Linked DNA regions of Homo sapiens: region 1 is linked to region 2. A link is a contact called in ENCODE Hi-C or POLR2A ChIA-PET data. All regions are on one chromosome and are shown on one strand. The core of a region is the stretch at or near the end of the contact, and the rest is flanking DNA. Distances in the headings are between cores, read along the strand shown.

Evidence for each region. A loop is a pair of places that touch in the nucleus more often than their neighbours do. ChIA-PET counts read pairs that join two places held with the same protein, here RNA polymerase II (POLR2A).
Region 1: a map of CD4-positive, alpha-beta T cell shows a loop between it and region 2 (6-fold over the local background). The contact joins the promoter of CLEC11A here to the promoter of CLPTM1 in region 2. A Hi-C loop is called at or near these places in 1 of 168 maps with a recorded cell type or tissue (CD4-positive, alpha-beta T cell). POLR2A ChIA-PET finds 5 or more read pairs at or near these places in 1 of 52 experiments (HCT116).

The regions. Positions count from the first base shown.
Region 1 is chr19:50,722,094-50,725,022 of GRCh38, reverse strand. CLEC11A (C-type lectin domain containing 11A) reads right to left here and starts at 1,659. Exons shown (of 4, transcript NM_002975.3): 1 at 1,351-1,659; 2 at 932-1,118; 3 at 422-613; 4 at 1. The coding sequence starts at 1,497. RefSeq lists silencers at 91-150, 191-310.
Region 2 is chr19:44,954,093-44,956,838 of GRCh38, reverse strand. It overlaps CLPTM1 (CLPTM1 regulator of GABA type A receptor forward trafficking), which reads right to left and starts at 1,459. Exons shown (of 14, transcript NM_001294.4): 1 at 1,372-1,459. The coding sequence starts at 1,443. RefSeq lists a silencer at 1,207-1,536.

The sequences.
Region 1 (2,929 bases), core at 410-2,909, 5.8 Mb before region 2:
CCTGTGGGCGGGGCCGGGTAGAGAAGGAGGCGGGGTCATGCATTCAGAGTCTGGAAGGGGGCGAGGACAAAACATCCGGGGGTGGAGGGAGGCGGGGCCAGGAACTCATGGGGAGGGCTGGGAGGAGGCGTGGTCAGAACCGCGGGAGCCAGGAGGTGGAGAGTCTGGTCCGCCAGGGGCGGGGCCAGGCGGTGGGAGCTGGACTGTAGGGGGCGTGGTGCTGCCCCAGTCGGGTCCGCGCGGGTCTGGAGTGCCCACCCGCTCCCTGCATTCAGCCTCCCAGCTCTCTAACCCCGTCCGCTAGCACACAGCAGCTCTCCCGAACTCTCCCGCCCCGGACACCTAGGGTCACCTTCTCAACCAGTCCCATTCCTGGCCCAGATAGTCTCATTTTTTTCCACCCCGCGCGCCGCGGACTCACCCTCCAAGCGGCCGTGCTCGCGCTCGGCGCGACCCTGCGCCTCCTGCAGGGCTTGCACGGCATCGCGGGTGTCGCCTGCCGCGTTCCGCAGCTGCCGCAGCCCCTGGGTCAGCTCGACCACGCGGGTGTCCAACGCGTGCAGACGGACGTGCAGCTGGTGCAGGCCTGCGTCCAGGCCGGCCAGGCGGCCCACTGCGGACAGACAGGGATCATGCTGGAGGGGGAGCCTGGAGATGCAGCGGGGGGCCTGAGGACCTGGAGAACTGGGATCTAGGGCTCCTGAGGGCGGGGTGGCGGTGGGGGGGGCACCCCGGACTCCTGGAAGGTAGGGTCGAGTGGCCCAGGCCTTTAGGAGGCATGGCCGTGGACCTGGGGCTCCTAGGGGTGTGGGGGCTCTGGGCTGGGCAATGGACAACTGAAAGGCCACTTGGCAGTGAACCGACCCTTCATTTTTGCGAAAGTGACCGCGGCGGCCTAGGAGTTTGGGGGTGAGGGCTTCTGGTTACTCACGGATGTAAGTGACGATGTCCTCAGGGGTGGGAGAGGGGCTGGGGCCGGAGGATGGGGTTGGCGTTGCTTCCTCCTCCTCTTCCTCCCCCTGGTCCTCCTCCATCTCCCAGTCCTCTTTTCCCTCAACAGTTCCGGCAGGATTCTCATCCCCCCTCCCAGCAGGCAGTCCTAGGGCTTCCTGCAGATGCTGGGGCAGGGGAGGGGTGGTGAGCCCCAGCCTGCCACCAAGATGCCCCATTCACCCCTTTCCAACTCATAACTCATTCTCTGCTGCCTGAGTCCTGTCTCTGAGCCCATCACCCTCCCACTCCTCTGAGACTATCCCAATCGCTCCTCATTGTCCATTTCCCTAACCTTGCAATACCCCCTCCCAGACCCACAGTTCACCACCCATAGCTCCCTGACACTCCAGAGCTCACCTTCAGCATCAGGGCCTCCCTCTCCCGCTCCTCCTCCTGGGCACCTCCCCAGCCTCCCTCCCACTCCCTCTCTGCTCCCCGAGCCCCATGGCCAAAGCCCAAGAGCTGGGGGACCACCAAAGCCCCCAAAAGCCAGGCTGCCTGCATTAAGCTGGACTCTTGGCACCCAAAGTTCCAGATGTCTGGATGTCTGGGGTGGGAGGGGTGGCCTCTGGGAACTGCCGAGTGCCCCTGCCCTGTGTGCAGGTCACTAGCCCCCAGGTTCCCGATTCTCCCAGCTTCTCTCTTCCTGTTCCTCTCCTCGTCTCTGTCCGGTCCGTTGGTCTCCTCTGCTTCTCTGTGTGTGTCTCTCCCCGCCCCTCTTGGCTCCCCGGAGGCCCTGCCTCTGTGGCCGGAAACCTCCAACGTTCCAAAGCCTAGATCCCGCCTTGGGTCTCCTCGCACACCCTCCTCTTTCCACTTTCCAGAGCTCGCTTCCGCCCTGCTCTTTCCTTCTGCTGTAGCCCAAAGATCAGATAATCAGGAAGAGGATGGAGCTGGCTCTCCAAGGAATCTTGGAAAACACAGGCCCCGGCCTCAGCCCAGGAACCCGCTCAGAACCATCTCGGCAGTGGTGGGATGCTGGGACCGAGCACTGCTCCCTTCTTCCCTGCCTGGCCATTCCTAAGGAGGGGCAGACCTCAGGGTCTCGCTGAGGTTGTTATTACCCTGTGGCCACCATCGCCTGCACACTCAATGGAGGAGACTCCAGGGCCCCTCCTGCCCCCTAGATTGCCCATCCTACCCTCCAAGCCCTTGTCTGGAGATCCAAGTGAGTGTGTGTGGGGGCAGGGTGACACATGTGAAGAGCACGCGTGTGACTGTGTGCATGACCCTGGAAGACGGGGCTCGGGGATTAATTGGCCACTTTACTAGAAGCCTCCTGCAGGCCAGGCTGTGGGCTGGGTGATGCTGGGGACTCCAGCTGCTTGCAGACCAGCAGCCAGATAGCTCCGGGGATGAGGGGGCTGGAGATGGGAGAGGGTGAGGAGTCTGGCGGAGCAGTCAGGGAAGGTTTCTCCAGGAGGTGAAATCGACAGACGCTAGGTTGTGTGCTCAAGGAGCTCTGAGCATTCAGCAAGCCACCTCATTTCAGCCTGGACCACTGCAGTCTCGCCCTCCCCCTCCTTCCTCCTGAGCCCCTCCAATCCCGGCTGCTTGCCGCAGCCAAAGCAATCCTTCCAAACCATAAATCAGATCACATCACTCCCCACTCCCCTGCTCCCCCACCTTCCCATCATAAGCAGGAGGGAAGCCAAGCCCGGGCCTCAGTCCTCAGCGCAGCCTACCATGCTGGGGGCTGGGAAGGAAGAACCCTTTGCACCTCTGCAGCCTCATCACCCCCATTCCCTTCACCCACCCCCAGCCTCCACCTTCCCTGGCCTCTTGGCTCATCCCCAAATACTAAGCTGATTACAACCTCAGAGCATTTGCACTAGCCCTTTCCTCCTTCTAGAAGCCTCTTTCCCCAGCTCCTTCTCATCATCGAGGTCTCAGCTCCAGGAGGTCTTCCCCAACCACCTTATCTATTCCGCAAGTT
Region 2 (2,746 bases), core at 210-2,709:
TGTCCTAAAGGCAAAGGGGTAACTCTTGATTGTTTTTAAGCAGAGTTGGTACAAGAGAAGATCAGAGTGCCATCTGGAAGCTCAGGGCAATGAGAACAACCTGGGCCCTGGTCTCTCAAGCCACCATCAACCCAATAATCAACAGAAACCCAGAGGGGAAACGACCTCCTTTCAGCAAGACTGGGAAACCCTTGAAGACAGGAACTGAGCCTTCATTCCAGCACTAACTCAACAAACATTTCCTAAGCTGTCCCTGAAGCCAGGCCCTGGCTGAGAATGCTGAAAAGATTCAGAGCAGATACAGTGGGCTCTATCACACAAATTTCATCCATGTGTCCTACCCAAGTGATACCACTTGCTCTTTCTCTGGGCTCCCCCAGTCCCTGACACAGACTTTTGTCACCAACCTAATCATTCAGGATTACAACTGTTTACATGTCAGTCTCCTCTCTTCGTCCCCTGACAGCAGGGATATGGCTGGCCCTCCTGTCCAACCTCTGCATTTAACACGGGAGAGATAAAGGCCTAAAGAGGGAAAGGAACTTGCCCAAGGTCACACAGAGAGTCAGCTTCATTCTCCCCTCTCAACCCGCACTCCTTTCCCCTGAGCTGCCTCCCACATGTCAGTGACATCCCAGTGGGTGGGTCGACAGCACCTTCATGTCTCTCCATCTATTCCCCAAATGCCTGAACGGTAGCTGCCTGAAATGGTATGCTCTGCAGTGTGTTAAGACAGCAGTGGGGCAGAAGTCATCCGCACCAGGACTAATTAACCCATAGAACTATTTTACATTAAAACCACAACCATACCAGTCCCTGTGTCAGCAGTGTCTTGTAACTTCTACATAAAGTTACAAACCTAACCAGGATGACCTTCTAGAAGCGCCTTAGTCTCACTGTTCCTTGAATTCCCGTCTGTAAAATGGGTCTGTCGGCCGTGCCCTGCTAATACTGACTTCCCCACAGCTAGAAAACTCCCAATTAATCACTGCGCACACCTCAAACACTACAACGAGACCTGAACGCCAGACCACTCTAGGAACGGCCTCAGAGCATGGAATCGCGGAGTTGAGAACCCAGCGCGCCAAGGTACAAGCCTGCGCCCCTCCGAGCCACTGTCTCCCCGGATCGAGCAATGAGCCTGGTGGCCGCCCGGCTCGAGCGTGCAGGGGAACCGACCCGCAACAGGGCCCTGTTCCCGGCACCGTCCGGCCTCCCGGGCGGTCCGGCCCTGCCTGGGCCGGGTATTCAAGGTCCCTCTGGCCAAGGAGCCCCCAGTGCACGGGATTCCGTGACAAGAGGTAGGACACGCCCCGTGGGAGGCCCCCCGGCTGGGGAAGAACCCCCTCAGTCCCCTCTCGGCCTCCGTACCTGACCGGAGCTGCCTCCCCCGGCCGCCACCACGGCGCTGCGGGCCCCGTCCGCCTCCTGCGCCGCCGCCATCTTCCCGCTCCGGGTCCCCGCCCCCGCCGCCAGCCCCGCCCCGTCCCCGACTTCGCAGCGCAATCGCGCGAGATTTCACGCTTTCCTAGCCCCGCCGGGCCACCCTATCCGGCAAGAGTGCCGCAGCCACGCCTCTCAGGAAGGCCACTTCCGGCTATGGAAGGACCAACCTGGCCACCGTACTCGTCTTTCTCCCAGCCCGTTTGTTTCCACCTAATAAAAACACTGTATGCTCCGAACTCCAGGACTTTCTCGGCCAGCATGTGCCTCCCGCAAGTTCTGTCCCTTCCGTCCCTTCACATTAACCCGCCTTTTCGGTTATATGAGCCTTTCGGGACATCCTGTCCGCTTCTCCCTGCCGATTCTTCGCGTCCTTTTCGTTCCATGTTTCTTGAGCTTTACCGGCCACTGTACGGCTTCGAACCACGCCCCTCTTTCGTCAGAGGAACCTTTCTGGCCACCGTATTCTGATTCGAAGAACTAGCCTTTTGCCCAGCACCCTTGTCTTCTGACCCCTCTTCCTAAGACAACTCTTTCGTTCAAGTCTCCTGAGCTCATATCCTTTCTGTGTTTTTAGAGTTCCAATTCCAGGGGTCTTACGGCCAACAAACCTCCGATGAGACCCTATGATACACCCCCAAGCCTTCGGACTGCCCTGCCTAGCACGCATGCGCGTTCCCTCAGTGGTCCAAACCTCGCATCCGTGGGCTAGGCTTCACGGGCTCTGAGAATTCCACAATTTTTCATTAGCTGTGTGTCTTCGTACAGCTCTAAACCCGGCCATCTGCTGAGAGACCCTTAGTTTGGAGAGGGTGTTACGGAGGCCCAGAGAGGACAAGACTCTCAGAGGCTGTTAACTGTTCACCCGTGAAATTGGGTGGATGTCTGGCCAGGGTTCTAACCCTTGTGGTGCTACTGACTGGATAAGATATCCTGGACAAGTGACGTCTCTCTCTCTCTTTTTTTTTCTTTTTTAGACGGAGCCTCACTCTCCCCCAGGCTGGAGTGCAATGGCGCGATCTCGGCTCACTGCAACCTCGGCTCACTGCATCCTCGGCCTCCCGAGTAGCTGGGATTACAGGAGCACGCCACCACTCCTGGCTAATTTTTTTTTTTTTTTTGAGACGGAGTCTCGCTCTGTCACCCAGGCTGGAGTGCAGTGGCGCGATCTCGGCTCACTGCAACCTCTGCCTCCCGGATTCAAGCAATTCTCCTGCGTCAGCCTCCCATTTTTTTTTTTTTTTTGTAAGTAGAGACGGAGTTTCACCGTGTTGGCCAGGCTGGTGACAAGTGACATCTATGT